2 separate regions of the Mus musculus genome follow, and region 1 is linked to region 2. The links are chromatin loops, found by intact Hi-C in ENCODE. Cell type or tissue: heart. All regions are shown on one strand. Each heading gives the region's core, and the rest is flanking DNA. Links, peaks and the distances in the headings are about the cores only. Region 1 overlaps Zfp462 (zinc finger protein 462). Region 2 overlaps Zfp462 (zinc finger protein 462).

What was found. A loop is a pair of places that touch in the nucleus more often than their neighbours do. Peaks named below come from ENCODE experiments on the same cell type or tissue, not always from the same donor. Only the 100,000 strongest peaks of a DNase experiment are listed, where the experiment ranks them.
Region 1: it touches region 2 in a loop (2.1-fold over the local background); 2 of 42 quality-filtered maps call a loop at or near these places.

The regions. Positions count from the first base shown.
Region 1 is chr4:55,074,420-55,082,419 of GRCm38, forward strand. Zfp462 (zinc finger protein 462) reads left to right here. Exons shown (of 13, transcript NM_172867.3): 12 at 4,845-4,968; 13 at 6,247-8,000. The coding sequence ends at 6,454. Among named protein-coding and RNA genes, the nearest start is that of Gm42289, 9.3 kb to the left of the region's middle. In heart, for the core only: no CTCF peak of the experiment used is centred there; DNase peaks (open chromatin) are centred at 2,892, 3,202 and 3,722; H3K27ac peaks cover 386 bases.
Region 2 is chr4:55,000,400-55,009,386 of GRCm38, forward strand. It overlaps Zfp462 (zinc finger protein 462), which reads left to right. Exons shown (of 13, transcript NM_172867.3): 2 at 7,134-7,383; 3 at 7,857-8,987. The coding sequence starts at 7,164. Among named protein-coding and RNA genes, the nearest start is that of Zfp462, 57 kb to the left of the region's middle. In heart, for the core only: no CTCF peak of the experiment used is centred there; DNase peaks (open chromatin) are centred at 1,172, 2,902, 4,862 and 5,392; H3K4me3 peaks cover 1,372 bases; H3K27ac peaks cover 3,783 bases.

The DNA.
Region 1 (8,000 bases), core at 1-8,000, 73 kb after region 2:
CAGAATGGCCAAATGAAGTTAGTTAACATTTTTTCCTCACTTATCTTAGGGAATAAGATCTTAATCAACTGAGCAATTTAAAACTGCAGTAGCATTATTGGTTATAGTCATCACGCCACACAATTGATCTCCTAAACTCACTCATTCTTCCTATCTGCCTGAAATTTAATGTCCTTTGAGCAGTATGTCCCCAGGACCCCAACCTTGGGCTTTGGAAATGTCCACTCCAACAAAAATGTCCATTCCACAGTCTGAATCACTGAATTTGACTGAGGCTTCACATGGAGTGAAATAAATTGGTATTTGCATTTATGCCTGGTTCATTTCCTTCAACATATAATCCTCATCCATGTTGTCACAAATGACAGGAGTTCTTGTCTTAAAGTGGAATGGTATAAATGATATGCCAGTGGGCATCATGTCATGTTTTCTGTATCCCTTCATCGACAACTGGCCACTCAAATGAGTTCTATGTCTTTGCTGTTGTGAATAATGCTGAGATGAACCCTGGACATCTCTTGGTGATATTCCCTTCATTCATTTCATTGTCTTTGTGTGTTGACTCAGCAGTGAGATTGCTGAGAAACTTACATACAGTATTCCATAATGGCTGCCCAAATTTGCTACTAGTCCACAGCATTGTTCTTTCTTTACCTTCCCCAACACTTGTTCTCTTTCCTCCTTTAGGTAATGGACACTCTAACTGCTATGGGGCAGTACTTAAGGTTGGAATTTGCATTCCCCCCTTGTTCAGGATGTGGAGTGCCATTATATTGCTGATGTCTGTTTGCTTATCTTCTGAGACATGCTTATACAGAGCCTGTGTCCATTTCTTAATTGGGGAAATTGTTCACTCAATTATTGACTGAGTTGGTTGACTTCTTCATAGGACCCGGATGCTGACCCTGTGACCAGTGTGTGGTCTACAGATTCTCCTCCTCTTCTGTGGCTTGCCTTTTCTTTCTGACGTTTCCTTGGCAGAACAGAAACTTTCCAGCTGGATTCAGCTAGCATTTGCCTATTTTTTTCTTCCGTTACATGTGATTTGGGGGGTCATGTAAAAAACTTTAAAGAGAAAATCATGGACAACCGGTGTCCTGGAGATTTCCCCCGAGTTTTCCTCCAGCAACTTTTGTGGTTTTAGGACCTATGTTTCAATCTCTTACTGATTTGGAGTTGATTGTTTTTCCATCTGGGAGGTCAGGATCTAGTTTCTTTCTTCTGCCTGTGGTGCCTGATAGTGATATTGGCAACTTTCTCAAAGCTCAATTGACTGAGAGAGTGTTCCTATTCCATTGCTCCATGAAACTGATTCTAGGTTACTGTCAAGCTGTTTTGGTGACCTTGTCTTTCCTTAAGTATCTTAAAGTCACGGAATGGAGTGCCTCGAACTTCTTATCGTGTTCACTCTAGGTTGTTATGGCTATATGGGGTCTTTTCTAGTTACCTTGACGTTACAATGGAAAGCGAAGGGTAGATGTAACTCAGTGATAAAATTCTTGCCTGTGGTGTGAGAGGCCGTGGATTTTAAGAGTGCCAAAAACATTAATTAAATGGCATGGCATCCAAGACATGGACCTAATAAATAAGAGTTCTGACAAACTTAAAACCTATCTAAAGTAAGGTAAGAAGATAGATAATAAACCCACTGAAGGGTAAATCTCAGTCTTGTTGTTCCAGAGCAGATCTCTTAACACTACACACATCTTCAACCCCTTAGAGTGCTAACGTGTTCTTTTTTTAAAGAGACGCTAGTCATGAAATGCACTAGCCCTTGGGCTAGACTAAGGCCCCATGGCAGAATATCTAGCAGACCTGAGCAGGTCTTCCTGAGGCCATTTTCTTCTGTGGTTTTTTTTGTCCCTACCCTCCCACTGTGATAATCAAGGGATCTAGTTGGGTCCTTCAATCTCCAACTAACATAGAGAGCCAAGGCTTACAGCCAAAACGTGCTAACTTGTCAAAAGCTGCTTGCTGTGGTCAACCTGCAAGACTGCATAAAACAAAAGCCTCTCCTGTAGGTTGACTCAGGGCCATTTCTTATAAGGGAAATGCTTGTGATCTCAGAAGTATGCCTTATTTCTTTTCCTTCCTTCCTTCCTTCCTTCCTTCCTTCCTTCCTTCCTTCCTTCCTTCCTTCCTTCCTTCCTTCCTTCCTTCTTTCCTTCTTTTTTTTTTAACCTTTTAACAAATATGTTCTTCACAACAAATCCTTAACATCTCTTCACTGTTTTGGCTGTCCTCAGGGAGAGGGAGACAGGATGCTTCTGAGTGAGTCTACAAAAGCTTCTTTTTCTTCCTGGTACTCGGGCTCTGCTTGTCCCTCTTGATGAGATAAAAGATTCCTTCTTGGATATTTTGACTTTCTTCATGTCTAAGGCTACGCCTAGGCTATTTCTGAAGCCATCAGCATTCCAGAGCCCTCCATTTCCCAATGCTCTCCCCCAAAACAAATAAAACAAGCTTAGGCCATGAGAAAACACCGCGTCTGAAATATGTGAGGTAGCAAGCACATCTTCCTGCTTGTCCAGCTTGATCTCAGTCTATCCACTGGGCTTTCGGCTTCACACGAGATGGAATTAGGGCGAACAGCCTGGCTTCTACTTCCCTCTGAAAGTGTCATGTCTACATCCAGAGACCTAAACAAAAGAAGAAAAACTCCTCCTTGGGTAGACAAGTTGTGTATGAGGGACTGACTTGAGTACCTTGGGAATTGCAAGCTGAAACTGTCCCTTCCCTGTCACACATCCTTGCAAGAACGGTTCCCTTTGTCCTATCTCCTTCTCTTTGGAAACAACCTAGAATCAATCTTCCACCACCTCAGTAGATTGTTGCCAAGAAGACAGGGCCAACAATAGCCTGGGGTGTTTTTGCCAGACATCCTGGCTTCTGGCAGAGTGCACGAGGGGCTATTAGCTCAGCTCTCAGGCTGAGGGAGAGTGATTTGAGATGTGACAGGTAGACTGGCTTCTTCTGTGAGGATGAAGCTTAGCATGTGCCCTTGGAGACAATAGATGACCGGCTTCATGTTTCCTGAGGGCAGAGGATCAAGTACCAGCTCCATTCTCCTTGTGAATCATTTGGACGTTCATATAGACACCTTTGGTTGGGGAGTTCATGGCCTTCCTGTTCCCCAGTTCCTTCCCAGACATGAGAGCTGAGGACTGTACTCAGAATAGACACACAGCAAGATCAGCCTGGGAATTTCAGAGAGAAGCCACGCACGCACGAAGAAATTGAAAGGAACCCAAGCAGAACGCCGCCCACCCTGCCCCCTCTCATTATGCAACTAGGAGGAGTCAGGAAGGCATTCTGTTGATTTCTTGCCCAAGATAATCCCTGCTAAGGAATTAATGCGCAGACCAGATGGCGCTGTGTCATTTCCAGTGAAAAGAATCAAGGAAGATAGTCTGTGCAATTATTTTTAATGGCTTGTGTGGTGATCTTCTTAATTTGTGAGAGAATGCCTTGTCTTTTGTGAGAACTGGCCCTGTTCACGTAGCTTTCTTGTGAAGTGGATGAAGGCATCCCAGAGTCCTAGCTAATGTCTGGAAGATTTCATGAAATATGGGGCATTTCAATCAGAAGTTGTCTTCCTGTGACGTCTAATCTGCTGAGGGGCCCACGGTAATCAGAGATGAAAATGATCACGTTTCCCCAAGCTCCACCCTTTTTTCAGAACTGTGTAGTCTGCTACTTACTATCCGTGTGAAGACTTGGCCCTCAGTGGGCTAATGAAAGACATCTGGGCTTAGGACTAAGGACAGCACAAAGGCCACGTAAACCCTCATCTTTGAGCTTGCCAGGAGGTGTGGCTTATAAACAATTCGCTAGCCAATCCATGTGTATAAGGCCCCTCACATGTGGCAGCATCACAGGAGTGAAGAAAACAGCTAGACCAATATTTGCTGTGTACACCAGACCCATTCAGAAATGTCTGCGTATCCCAGTACTTGTGAATATCACCGGTTGAGAAATAAATACTGGGCGGTTGGCCAGGATCTGTCAGTGGCTGGGGACATGCTTGCTTTTCTTATCATTAGTTATTATTACATGTGTTTATTTATCGTATGTGTGAGAGAGTTGTACACGTGGAGGTCCAAGCACAATTTGCAGGAGTTGGTGGTTTTTGTCTCCCACTATGTGGGCTCCAGGGATCAAACTCCGGTCATGGAGCCTGGGAGCAGGCAACATTAATCTACTGAGACATCTCAATGTCCCAGACATGCTTTTATATAAGCTCCCGGCGGCCCAACCTCAGCGTTGCTTAGGGTACCACCCAGGAGGGTCTCTGCAGGGCTCCTATCCATCCGACAAAGGAGGTACACATGTTGTGATGCTTTGGCCTAACTTGAAATACGAAGAAGTCCTGTGGCCTACTCTGTAGAACCAGGTTGGGCGCTTTCTGTGGTCTATTTTCTTCTTAGTGAGCAGATAGCCCTGTTTCAAATTCACACTGAGTAGCTGCCGAGCTGTCAAGCCCTTGGTCAGACCCTGCAGAAGGGATGAGTTAATTAGAAAAGAGATGTAAAGGGTCTTAGAGTAAGCCAAGGAGCCTTTTCTGGCCAGAAGGAACCTGGGTTGTTGATGATAGCAGAAGTTGCATAAATAAGGAGACTTGTTGCATAATAAGTGACTGAAGCAGGACAGCTCCTATTCAGCTCTACTCTGGAAGTGTCCTTCAGAGAAGCCCAGAGTCAGTGGGGAGTCTGGCAGTACCTGCCAATGGCTTCCGGTTTAGCTTCCCAGGTAAGTCGGGAAATATTTTCCAGTGAATGCTGACTGATCCTCTCTAGATTTCCAGAAACACAAAGGAAATGCTGGTCTTTTCTCTCTGTTTGCAGAGCTGATGAGATTTGCAGACCGGGGGCCTGGTGTGAACACAGAGAAGCGATTTCCATGTGAATTCTGTGGACGGGCGTTCTCACAGGGCTCTGAGTGGGAAAGACACGTGTTGAGACACGGCATGTAAGTTGGGCACCAAGAAGACCTTTGTCCCAAGCGAGAGGGTGGGAGGAAGGCAAGAGTCCCCTAATAGTACAAAGAGCTCCTACCCCCACCACCTGGTATCACCTTACTGAGCATGGAGGGCAGGCAGTGAAGACTGAGAAAGCAGATTCCTCCTTCTTTGTTAATTTTTAAAATGACCATCCTGTCACATTCAAAGCCCCCAGACTGAAAGGTAGTGTGTCCCTTTTCTTTGCAATTGGATCTCGTTCTCTGAGAGAAATGTGGATGGTGGTCTGAATCTCTGGCTTCTGTGTGTGCCCACTTCTGTGAATGGCCCTGGGCATGCCAAGACTTACCTCAGAGACACAGCGCCATTCCATACCCGCCTCCCAGTAACTGAGAGCATGCCTGTCAGGTTCTGACCTAACCACTGTGAAAATCGAATTGTCCGTTTGCACAAAGAACCCTTCCTTAGTCCACCAGACAAGAGAACGAATGTGTGGTTTGTATGAGATAATGGCCATGCAGTGCCCACACCTCTGAGAACATAACTAAGTTTCTCAAGTCACAGTTGATGCCTGCAGGTTTTTAGCTTTTGTGTGTTTGAATGATTTATTAAAATAGACTTGACTAAAAAAAAAACTTCAATATCAGAGTTGTTCCTTTTGTCTTAATCCTTATTGGCCAATACCTTAGCTTCTGAGTTCAGCTGACAGATCTGAGTGTGAGACAGTTATATTAATTTGGAAACAAAACATGGCATAATCAAAGCACAGGACAAACACTGGATATTTTTAGGGGTCCCAGTCATCAGAAAGAGCTCTACACATAACAAATAGAAAGTCACCAGCAATTTAGTAATATACACACAGAATTCATTCACAGGAAACTTCAGTGCACTTTCAGGATCAGAGAGGAAAGAGAGATGAGTGTTTAATTTGATTAGAAAAAGCATGAGAAGCCAGGAAGATCATAAAATGCTTAGGGTTTCAGCTCCATGCCCAGAGTGCAGGTTAGTAAGCTGGGCATGATGCCGTGTGTCTGTAATCCCAGCTCTGGGGAGGCAGAGAGAGTTGTGCTTAGTAGGGACGCTAGCCTAGCGTGTTTGGAATGTCCTGAGATACTCTGTCTGAAATCACACACAGAAAAGATGACGATGTCTGAACTTAGGCTGGGCCTACAGGAGCGCATGCTCACCACTCCTGAGCCTCCCGCCTCCACCACTTAATTGCGGGAATGAGAGCCTTGTGCCACCACACCTGGCTTATCAGCATGTCTGCTGGTTTGCTTTTCCAGGTCATTGCATGATACCAACCAAGTGAGCAGGAACGAAATCCATACAAAGGAGATGGTGGAGGAGAGTATGCAGCTGCCCTCCATAGAGGCCAAGGAAGACGATGAGCCAATTGGGATAGACTTTCCCTTAAAGAGCGAAACAGTAACCATCTGTGTAGTGGCTGCCGACAAATCTCTCCTGGAGGATGCAGAGGCCAAAAACGAATAAGAGTTTGGTGAAATTCTTATCAAACCTTACTTGAACCGTGATGAAAATGTGGGCGGGCCGGCGTGGGCTGAGAAGGGAGGGGACAGACAGAGGAGAGAAGAAGACAGAACAAAGCTGCTTTTAGGACTGAACAATCTATTTTCAAAGCACTGGTACCTGTGTGAGTGAGTATGTAAATTAAAGTTATTTAAATGGTTGGAATATGTGGCTCCTTTCCTGTCACGACATCCTTCCTTCCGGATCTTCACCACGGAGATTTTCATCTGCTGCGGTTTGGGAAGTACCTCCCGTGGGCACGGTGGTCTCCGTGACCCTCTCGGACAGTGTGTGGAAACCGAGGCTCCCGGACACAGAAGACTTCTCCTAGGGGAACAACTTTTGGGCGCACAACTTTCTGTGCGTTTTTCTAGTTTTAATACCTTAAGCTTTTTCAAGACCTAACTGCAGCCGCTTTGGGAGAAAAAAAAATAACAAAACAGAAAACAAACAAAAAAAAACTGCTTTGCATAAAACAGTCACCTGTTTCCTAGTACCTCAGACTTAACCAAGGGAATTCTCTGCATTTGTCTGTACTACCTGTGGCCCTTGTGGTTAAATGTAGAGAGAACTGCTGGACAGGATGGTGAATGGAGAAAAAAAAAGAGTTTTAAAGAAAGGAACACAAATTGTGCTTAAAATCCCCACGTGGGTTTTATTTCTTAAAATACTGTGATTTTTTTAATTATTTTAGTAAAAAACAAAACAAAAAAAAAAGAAACAGACTTTAATTACTAGATAACTGTGTGTGAATTGTCATCTTGTATTCCAGGTAAGCTGTTTATTAGTGTTCAGCTATAATTTAGAATTTGGTAGGTTCATGTGAACTAATTTTATGGTGATCGTGGGATTTCGTTGGCCACATGTTTATTTTTTTCTCGATTTGAGTGTTACAAACACAGCACAAATTCAGTTGTTCTTTCTTCATATGAGTTGTTCTCTGTGTGTTTGTTTAATTTGAGGTCAAGGGAGAGTTAGAGGGTGTAGGGTGTGTGTGTGTATGTATGTGTGTGTGTGTGAATTTTTATAATTTTAAACATGAACATAACAAAGAGGTTAACTTCCTTTTAAATTTGTTTTTGTGTTTGTTTGCTTTTTAATTTAACTAAAGAACCAAACTCCGAGCACAGCTATGCAGTGGGGGGGGCCAGACAAGGAGGTCCCGTCACCCTTTTGGGTTTGTTTGTTTTTTTTTTTTCTCAAAGCAACACATTTCGTCTCCCCAACGATTTCTGTTACATTGGGCTGGCCTTCGTGTGTGCTGTGAACTCTGTTTTGTTTGCTTTGTGTATTGTGAGGCTGTCTCATTTCTTTGGGGAGCCATCCCTTCCGTGAGCTTGGACAGGAGATGCCGCATCCTGCAGGGAGCCTGGAAAAGTGCTTTGTCTGCGCATCTAGCTGCTCTGTTTCCCCACAGTGGCTTCGTTTATTTTATTTTATTTTTTTCCAAGAGCAGCTTAGACTGAAAGCAAGTCTACATTTATAGCACATTATGATTGTGAAAATGGGG
Region 2 (8,987 bases), core at 988-8,987:
TATTCTACCCATTAACCGCCCCCCCCCAATACTATTCTTCTCAGGCTCTGTCTCTTTGAGATAAACTTTCGTTCCCACATATAAGAGAAAAATGTGGTCTTTATTGTTCATGGTCCTCTGTTCCATTCATGTCACACACATGAACTTGTCCAACTTTTTGGACAAACAGGGAGTGGACAAATCTCCCAAGAGATTAGATTGGGAGTGTAGGCCTTCCCCAGATAAAAGAGGTTCCTCAGACAAAACTTTCTTAACTACTCCCCAAGTCAGCAGCCAATCATCATGGTTGTTTTTGAATAAGAGATAAACATTAGGATGATTTCTGATTCATTCACCAGACTCTGAATGGAGAGTTGATGTCATTGTGTGTGGCTGGGTCTTAATAGCCAGGGGTAGTTTCGGCTGTGAAGCTACATTAAATGTCCGAGACCCGTTGGGCTGCTGAGCCCATGAGGAAAGAGGCAGAGCTCGTTTCTCGTCTTTCCTGATGTGGACGGTGGCTTGCACTGTAGGTTCTGCTTACTCTGCGTCTCAATCAACTCTGTAATGAAGACCCGGCAGCGTATCTGCAACTTCCCTTTAATTTTACAATTTTTATAATGAGAGTCCTTGTAGTGTGGAAAGTGCCTGTAGAAACCCAGCCAGCATTTTGAAGAGTCTGTAAAGGAACACAGTGATTTCCTGTCTCTGCCATTTGGGTGAAATTTGGCTCTGGGAGAGAGAAATCAGTTCTCTCTTGTTTGAAATACAGGGGGTAAGAATGGGTTCAAAGTTTTCAAAAATCTTCCCCGTGAGCCCATGGCATTTCAGGGAATCCTCTGCCCTGATTACTTCTTACTTATTTACTTATTTGACACCAAGAACACGTTCCCATTATTTTAAAGAACATGATGAGCCAGGCTCTGATTTTTTTTTTATTTTTTAATTTTATTTTTTTGGAGAGAATTTTAGTGTTGGAGAAGCATCTTCATTTGGTTTCAAAGCAGCATTTCAAGAAAATGGTCTGGACACGTCTCAGAATTAAGAGTTATCTGGTAAACTACAGGTTTGCCTCCATAGACAATGAAGCCTAAAGCTGCTGAGATTCCACCCAGCTTCCTCCCTTTCTTGTCCCTTCTCTCTTTTTATCTTCTTGTTCAAATCACAGGCTTCCTTTTCTAAGGACAGGAGTGTTGGCAGACTGCCTATTGGCTAGTTGGCCTCAATTAGCCTTATATCATTGCAAAGGAATGCCTGAATTCTCTACAAGGTCTGTTGTACCTTTTTGTAGGAGACACTCACTTCCCGCGTTCATAACAGGTTACCCAGTCAGAATCATTTCTTGCATACATAGCTGACAATTTTTTTAGCCACTTATTTAATGACAGCTCTTGATGCTCATCTCATGTGAATCATGACCTCCACAGATATTTGCTGTGAAATGTTACTCTGGCATGCTCTAGAACATTGAAAACTTTGTTCAGCAGAACCATCCTAAAATCAGAGCTAACTCGGAGACTTGCATCCCTGTCTGGAAGATGACTGAGTTATTAGTCTACAGATGGCTTGCTTTCGACTTCGTGCTCGTGTCTAAGGCCCTGGAGATGGATAAGACTGACCCTGCACCACGGAGGCTGCGTGCATTGCCAGGCTTTGGTCTCATGGCTTTCCCTGCTACTATTTCAATTGAGTTTCATATGGCCGGGTTACCTACATGACTGCAAATTAATCCTTTCTTTTCTGAAAAATTGTTTTTGAAGAACAGCTGTGTCTCTCTTCTCAATTCCTTAATTATTTATCCTCCCTGATAAGTTAAACCTTTTGTTAATGTGGTAAATTGCCAAGAGCACACAGCCCTGCTTAGATCATGTAGCAAACTGTATAAACATTTGATAGGACATTTGAAGACACCACATGCTGAGCCACGATCTATACTACTACCAAGTGCTGTGGGATCAATAAAGGTAGCTTGGTGTAGGAATCCTTTGTTGTTGTTTCCTTAACTAACGTGAGAATGCTCAGAACAAGACTGTCCTAGGTCTTGCCAGACTTGGACATCCAGGACTCTATAAGATATCAAGTTAAATCAACAGAATTAGCTAGTTCACATATTCATGCTCACATACACAACTTATATATGTGTGTGTATACATATGTATATATAGTAGATATCGTGCTTACATAATTGGTCTATATTTATATTTGTAGTTGCATCCTCTCACTGCTGGTTCTGGGATACCACCTCATATTCCCAATTAAGTGCTGTTGAGAAAGAGTCTTTAAATGATTCTAAATGAGTAGAACTTTCACTTTGGCCATGACAAGAACAAATGATTAGTAGCGATAGAAAACACTCCTCTTTGCCAAGAATAACAACCCTGAATTTATAAGTTTATCAGTTAATATTTGACTTCTACATTGTATTCTGAGGTTCTGGATTTGTTACTAGAAAGAACAGCCTAATACATCCCCTAACCTGTTGACCTCATTGTATGAATAGCCCGTGACCTGTAAATACAGTTTTTCAGGATGGTGGTTAGGTTTCTGTGTATTTCTGGTCAGGCAGTTGTAACATGTATGCATTCATTCTGTTACCCTTCTTCTTGGATAATTCGTATTCCCACTCAAAGGAAAGTAAGACAAACATGAAGAACAAACAGCACGTGATAACTCAAGCCCTTCCTGAGAATTGTGACTGAGGACATCTGGGGATCTTTCATGTCTTATAAATGAAAGTAGGTTTCTGGAGTGGACAGAGGAGAAGCACCTTCTGCTCTATCTGGATCTAGTTCTCAGAGGCTTTAAAAGTTATAATTAGTTGCTACTTAATCACGTGGCTGTGGGCCTTCACAGCTTCATTTCTGATCTGCAGCCCTGTGGTCAGAGCACAGATTAGACGGGCAGGGCCTGGGTGTTTTTGTTTGGTCACTTCCTGGAGACACTTGGACTTTGCCTCGAGGACCCCCTTCTGCTCCAGGCCATCAGGCTAGAAGAGTAGTGTTTGCCAAGCTGACCTGGACAAGGGTTGAAAGCAGCAGGCTTGTGAGAAGGCTGTGAAGCGACAAGAACACCTCCCCTCTCCAGTGTCACGTGAGCTTGCGAGGATACACAGCAAAGACATGTTTTGATGCTTTCTTCCCCCCAAAAGGAAACTCAGGATGCAATGGACCCTGGAGTTCCCAGCACCAGTGTGTGGGCAACGAGCTTAGTGGAAATTGGTGATGAGAGTGAGAGCATGCAGTTGTGCCCACTCTGCCCCTCTCCTCAGCCGGTGTGTTTTCAGATCTCTAGCATGGACTGTGGACTCTCTCTAAGTATGTCTTTAAGCCATTGCTAAACATAGACAATGGGCCTGGGAGCTGTTCCTGCAAACACTATACTTTGAACTCATAGACTTTAAATATGAAGGAAAGAAGCCCTTCATTAAGCATAGTTTGAGGAAGAGTTAGGATGGTTTAAGAGTTTCCTGTTCAGAGCACTGCTCACTTAAGGTGAAGGTTAGTTTAGAGTGAAGTCTAGTCAGTTCCCAACTGTCATCAGCCATGGTGTTAGAAGTGGGGTTTACCTGAAGGAAGCATATCTGGCCTTGAGGAACCTGCAGCTATGGCCCTGGGAGGGACAGGTAGTGGGAGGGAAGGATGTCTGTTTGGTTTCTACATTGATCTCCTGACCTTTAGAAATAACATTTCTTTTTCAGTTCAGAAACTTGCATTTGTCCTCTTGGTTGTGCTGATTCTGTGAGGAAAAGGTGGTTAAATCTCCTAATCACGGGTGTTATTAAATGAGGTAAATACGAGAACGAGGCTGTTCGCTTTCAATCATAATCTCACTGCAGACCCTCTCTAGGTTAGCCTTTTACAACTGTTGCTCCTCTGCGTCAATGAAGCAGTCAAACATACAAGTTTAATGCCCCATCTTTTTTTTTTATTTCCCTCCCTGTGTTTTGGCTTCTTGGAGGACTACACCGTGCTCCAGAAACACTTTCTGATTGACAGATGAATGGGTCACCCTGAGGTCCAGTTTGCTTAGTGGGGATCATTTCTACTCCCTATTTTCCTGCTCTTGCTTATTACCTGTGTGTACTTTTGTGGTCTCATAAATATATCAAGTTTCTTGGATTGTTTGGGCTATGCCAGCAATTTCTGTTTTCTTCCGTCAGCGTCTTCAGGAGAGCCGTGTACACAAAGACAAAATGGCTTTCAAAGTAAGTCTCCATTCCCATTTCAGTATTGGTACAGACATCAAATTGAAGGCCACTCCGCTCTTCCTGCCACTGGTTGTATCAGCTGCCTGGAGATTAACCTCTTCTAAGGCTCTGAGCTATTTTTGAGGTAAAGACTGCAACAACATTAAAGCTAGAACCCATTAGAAAATCACTTTCATCATCTCTCCTTTTTCCAAATCAGTGGCTCTTTCCCCCTCCTCCTTCTGATCTCATAACCCTTTAATCTCCTTTGTAGCAGAACAAGGAGACTGTTAGTGTTTGCATGTGATGGGGTTAGCATCCTTCATAGAGAACAGTTTCAGAAGACACCAAGATATTAGAGAAGTGTATGGAAGATGGACTCCATCTCCAGGTGGACTGCCTCAATGCTCTGCTCTCCTTGTGCAAGCGGGGCCATTTTTGTGGATGTTTTGTGCAAACCAGGCTCAAAGTCTCCAAAAGAGACACAGCAGAAAGCCTTTTGTTGCATTATTTCTAAAGGCTTGAGGTTTTGAAGGGAAGGGATTTTGTTTTCCTCTGAGCTACACAATGGAGCTTTCACAGAACCTCCTTTAAAAGGAATAGCTACAGCCTTTGTGTGGAAGGGTGTGTCTTTTGGCAGGGTCTGCTGATGCAGACAGACTGGCTGGTGATTAACAAAGGTCATTAGACTTTGGAATCTGGCTAGCAGCCTCGGATGGTATGTCTTCTGTGTGTGGAAGGACGACTCCCAAGAAACCAAGGCATTCTGGAGGTCCCCTCTCCAGGACACCCCCAAATCCTGCTGCAGGACAGGCTCTGGTCCAGGGGCGTCCTGATTTAACCAGTACTCTGCTGGGACTAACGAACCAGCCTATCAATCATGGGATAAAAGAACCTTTGGAGATCTTTGGTGAATGACATTTGAGGAGGAGAAAGGTGCTGCTTTTCGAGAAGAAATGAAAACAGTTAATTCTTTGTTGGGAAGAGCAGAGCTTAGGAGGAGCCCAGCCTGCCCTCGTAGCGTTCACTTGTGATTGTCAGCCTAGCAAAATCCAAGCGAAGCCATGTTGTGCACGGAGGAGAGGCTCTGAGCTAAAATGGCTGCTCCTACAGCTCAGAGGACTAGGGCAGCTTAGTGAGTCTTAGAGCTTCAGTGACGCAGGAGCTCCTATCTCCTGAAAGTGTGATAAACACATTCGGCAGGGCTGTGGCTTGCTTGGCTGAGATGAAAGGACTAAGCTTGGGGGATGGGGAGTGCGCATTGGGTGATCTGCTTTTTTCTGTGAAGTGTTCTAAATGCAGGAGTCGTCTGCACCATGGAAAAATTTGTTTTCAGGTCTAATGGACTGTGCGAAAGGAGAAGTGGGGTGGGGCTCAGTGACTGCTGTAATTTGATCCAGAGCTGATAGCAACCTCTTCCACACAATTTGGGCTGGTGCTCTGACATAAAAGCTTGTGTATCTGGAATATTGAGACTTAGTTAGCTGAAAGGACTCTGGTGTCCAGTTCAATGTTTATTGAAATAGGATAAATTGTTGGGTGAAAGAAGAGGAGGTAAAATATCTGTGTCTCACTCTGCAAAGCCCTGTCCAGAGCTGGACTTGGCCAGTACTTATTTTAGCAGGCTCCGGGCAGGAGCATTCTTTCATAGAAAATCCTCCTGCCATGGCTTCTTGCACTCCACTGACACATCATTGCTGGACTTTGTTCCTCCAGCAGAAATCACATTATCTTTTGTAAGAGAGGCATAGAAAACTGCACCATTAAAAAAGATCTGGCTGCAACCTGAATTCTTAAGACATTTGGTTCTAGATTACAGTACAGTGACTTAGTAGGGCTTGTGATGTTCTCTGTGAAGTAACTTATTCACTGAGATAATAACTGGGTATCTCCTTACAGGATATACACTAAGCTAGGAAGGACTCCACCTTCCCAATATTCTCGTCACTTTGTGGTGAGACTCTGCCTTGAGCTAGCGTGAAGCTTCCCGTAGGTTTCAGTCTCACAGTGAATTACAGAGTAAGGGAGATGAGCTCTGCTCTGCCTTGTTCCACACCAAGTTCACAGGTTGATTTTTGGCTGCTGTTGTTTTATATCCAAGTCTAAATTTCATGGTTATAAAAGTGAGAGGGATGGAGAGGGACAGCTCTGACTCAGGAGCCCCTTTACAGAACTACTAGATTCTGTGGTCTTCATGTAAATGGACATGCCAAGGTACAATCTTAAACCAGAAACTGAATTGTCATCTAAAAGTTGGTTGCTTGGAAATCTCATGAGAAATATTTTATGACCTAATTAGACTGGAGAAGCTGTTAAGTTTTAATTGGTAGGTAGTAAAAGAGCAAATAACCACTCACTTCATTGGGAGGGGGAGGGGAAACCACACTACTTGGGGAAAGAAAAAATGTGAACCCTAGTATCAATAAAGATATTAAAATAATAAAAGCAATACCAAAAGCCACAGCCATTTCCAAGAGTCAATTCTATTCTACCATTTGGTGTTAAAACACTCATGTAATAATATGGAAATGGATAAAAGAAATTAAAATGTTCTTGCCCTTCAATGAAGATGGATGTCCTCTTTCCCACTAAGAAGACTCTAGTTCAAAAAGAAAAAGTCTAAGGAGAAGTCAGAATCAATAGTAAGTTATCTAGAATTCTGAATGTGGTGGAGACACTCAAAAACGGTACCAACTTTTGAAGTATTAATGTTTCCTTGACAGATGGCATTTGAAGATCTATCAAAGCAGAAAACATTTATCTGAGTTTTCTTTCCTTTGAAGTTAGGAAGTCAAGGACTTTGTCTCTATTATGTCTGATTGCCTCTCCTTGTCCGGTGTTCGAGTTGGCAAAGAGGAGCAGGCGAAAGGTAGTGATGTTTGAGTTCATTCCATGAGAAGATCTGTTGCCTCTTTGTGTTTGTGGTGAGTGCGATCCTCACAATGCTGTGTTCTAATCTCTGCCTCAGGTTCCTGATGTGAGAGGGTAGCCCCCGATCATGGAGGTGCTTCAGTGCGATGGCTGTGACTTCCGAGCCCCATCTTACGAAGATCTCAAGGCACACATCCAGGATGTCCACACGGCATTCTTACAGCCAACTGATGTTGCCGAGGACAATGATGACGAGCCACTATCTGGGTCCATGAATGCTAGTAATCAGACAGAGGTGGAGTTCTCTTCTATAAAGGATGAGTTTGTGATTGCAGAGGATTTACCAGGTAATCCTACCCTAAACTCATATGTCTGAGAAAGCTTGTCATCATATCATCATCATCATCACCATCACCATCATTAACCATAGGTCTTATGTTAGGTTTCTGAACTTTCTTACTCCCTGCAAGGCATTTTCCCTACTTAGGCATCATTTTTCTCTTAGTTATCTTAGGCTATTGTCCTTTTAGTGGCCCTGTGTGTTCCTCTTCTAATGTTGAAAACAAAATGTCTCAGAAAGTTCTAGAACAAATCTTACAGTTGATGAAACTAGTCTTTATTCTGTATCCAAAACAGTCTATGATATCTTCATTATTAGCACTGTGTGAGCAGCCTTCAGTGCATCTCCAGTCATCATGCCTGTTGAATGTGATGCTTATTCGAGAGTAACTGAAATGATGGTGCTGTTTTGTGTGTTTGAATTTCATATTCTCTTTCGCTTTACTTTTCTCATTTCAATCTTCTTACATATTCTCTGCAGGTCAAAGTGCAACTGCGTTGGGGAGCGGAGGTTACTATGGCCACAGTCCAGGATATTACGGTCAGCATATTACCCCTAATCCCAAACCAACCAACAAATTTTTTCAGTGCAAGTTCTGCGTACGCTACTTCAGGTCAAAAAATCTCCTCATAGAACATACTAGGAAGGTCCATGGAGCTCAAGCTGAAGAGAGTCCCACAGGACCTCCTGTCCCAGGATCCTTAAATTATAATATCATGATGCACGAAGGATTTGGAAAGGTCTTTTCTTGCCAGTTTTGCACATACAAATCACCTCGGAGGGCAAGGATAATTAAGCATCAGAAGATGTACCACAAAAACAGTCTGAAGGAGTCCACAGCGCCACCACCTGCCCCTGCTCCACTGCCAGACCCTCTGGTTCCACCTGTGTCACTGCAGGACCCCTGCAAGGAACTGCCGGCAGAGGTTGTTGAGCGCAGCATCTTAGAATCTATGGTCAAGCCTTTGACCAAGTCTCGGGGCAACTTTTGTTGTGAGTGGTGTAGCTACCAGACCCCCCGCAGAGAACGCTGGTGCGATCACATGATGAAGAAACACCGCAGTATGGTCAAGATCCTTTCTAGCATCCGGCAGCAAGAAGGGCCTAATGTCTCTGAAGCGCAGAATGATAATGAACCCAGCCCCACCTCCAACTCCACCTACCTGTCCATGAATGCTGCGAGCCGGGAGATGCCCAACGCTAACGTCTCCAATTTCAGGGGCTCCATGGGCAACTCCATCATGAGACCTAATTCTTCTTCAACTTCCAAGTTTTCTTCTTCTATGTCTTACCCTCAGATGAAGCCGAAGTCACCTCATAATTCTGGCCTTGTGAACTTGACGGAGAGGTCCCGTTACGGAATGTCTGACATGACGAATTCATCTGCTGACCTGGACACTAACAGCATGCTAAATGACTCTAGCTCTGATGAGGACTTAAATGAGGTAGACAGTGAGAATGGTTTAAGTGTTCTGGATCACCAGGCGTCAGGACTGTCTGCAGAGCAGCTCATGGGCTCTGATGGCAACAAGCTGTTAGAGACCAAGGGGATTCCATTTCGAAGGTTCATGAATAGATTCCAGTGTCCCTTTTGTCCTTTCCTCACCATGC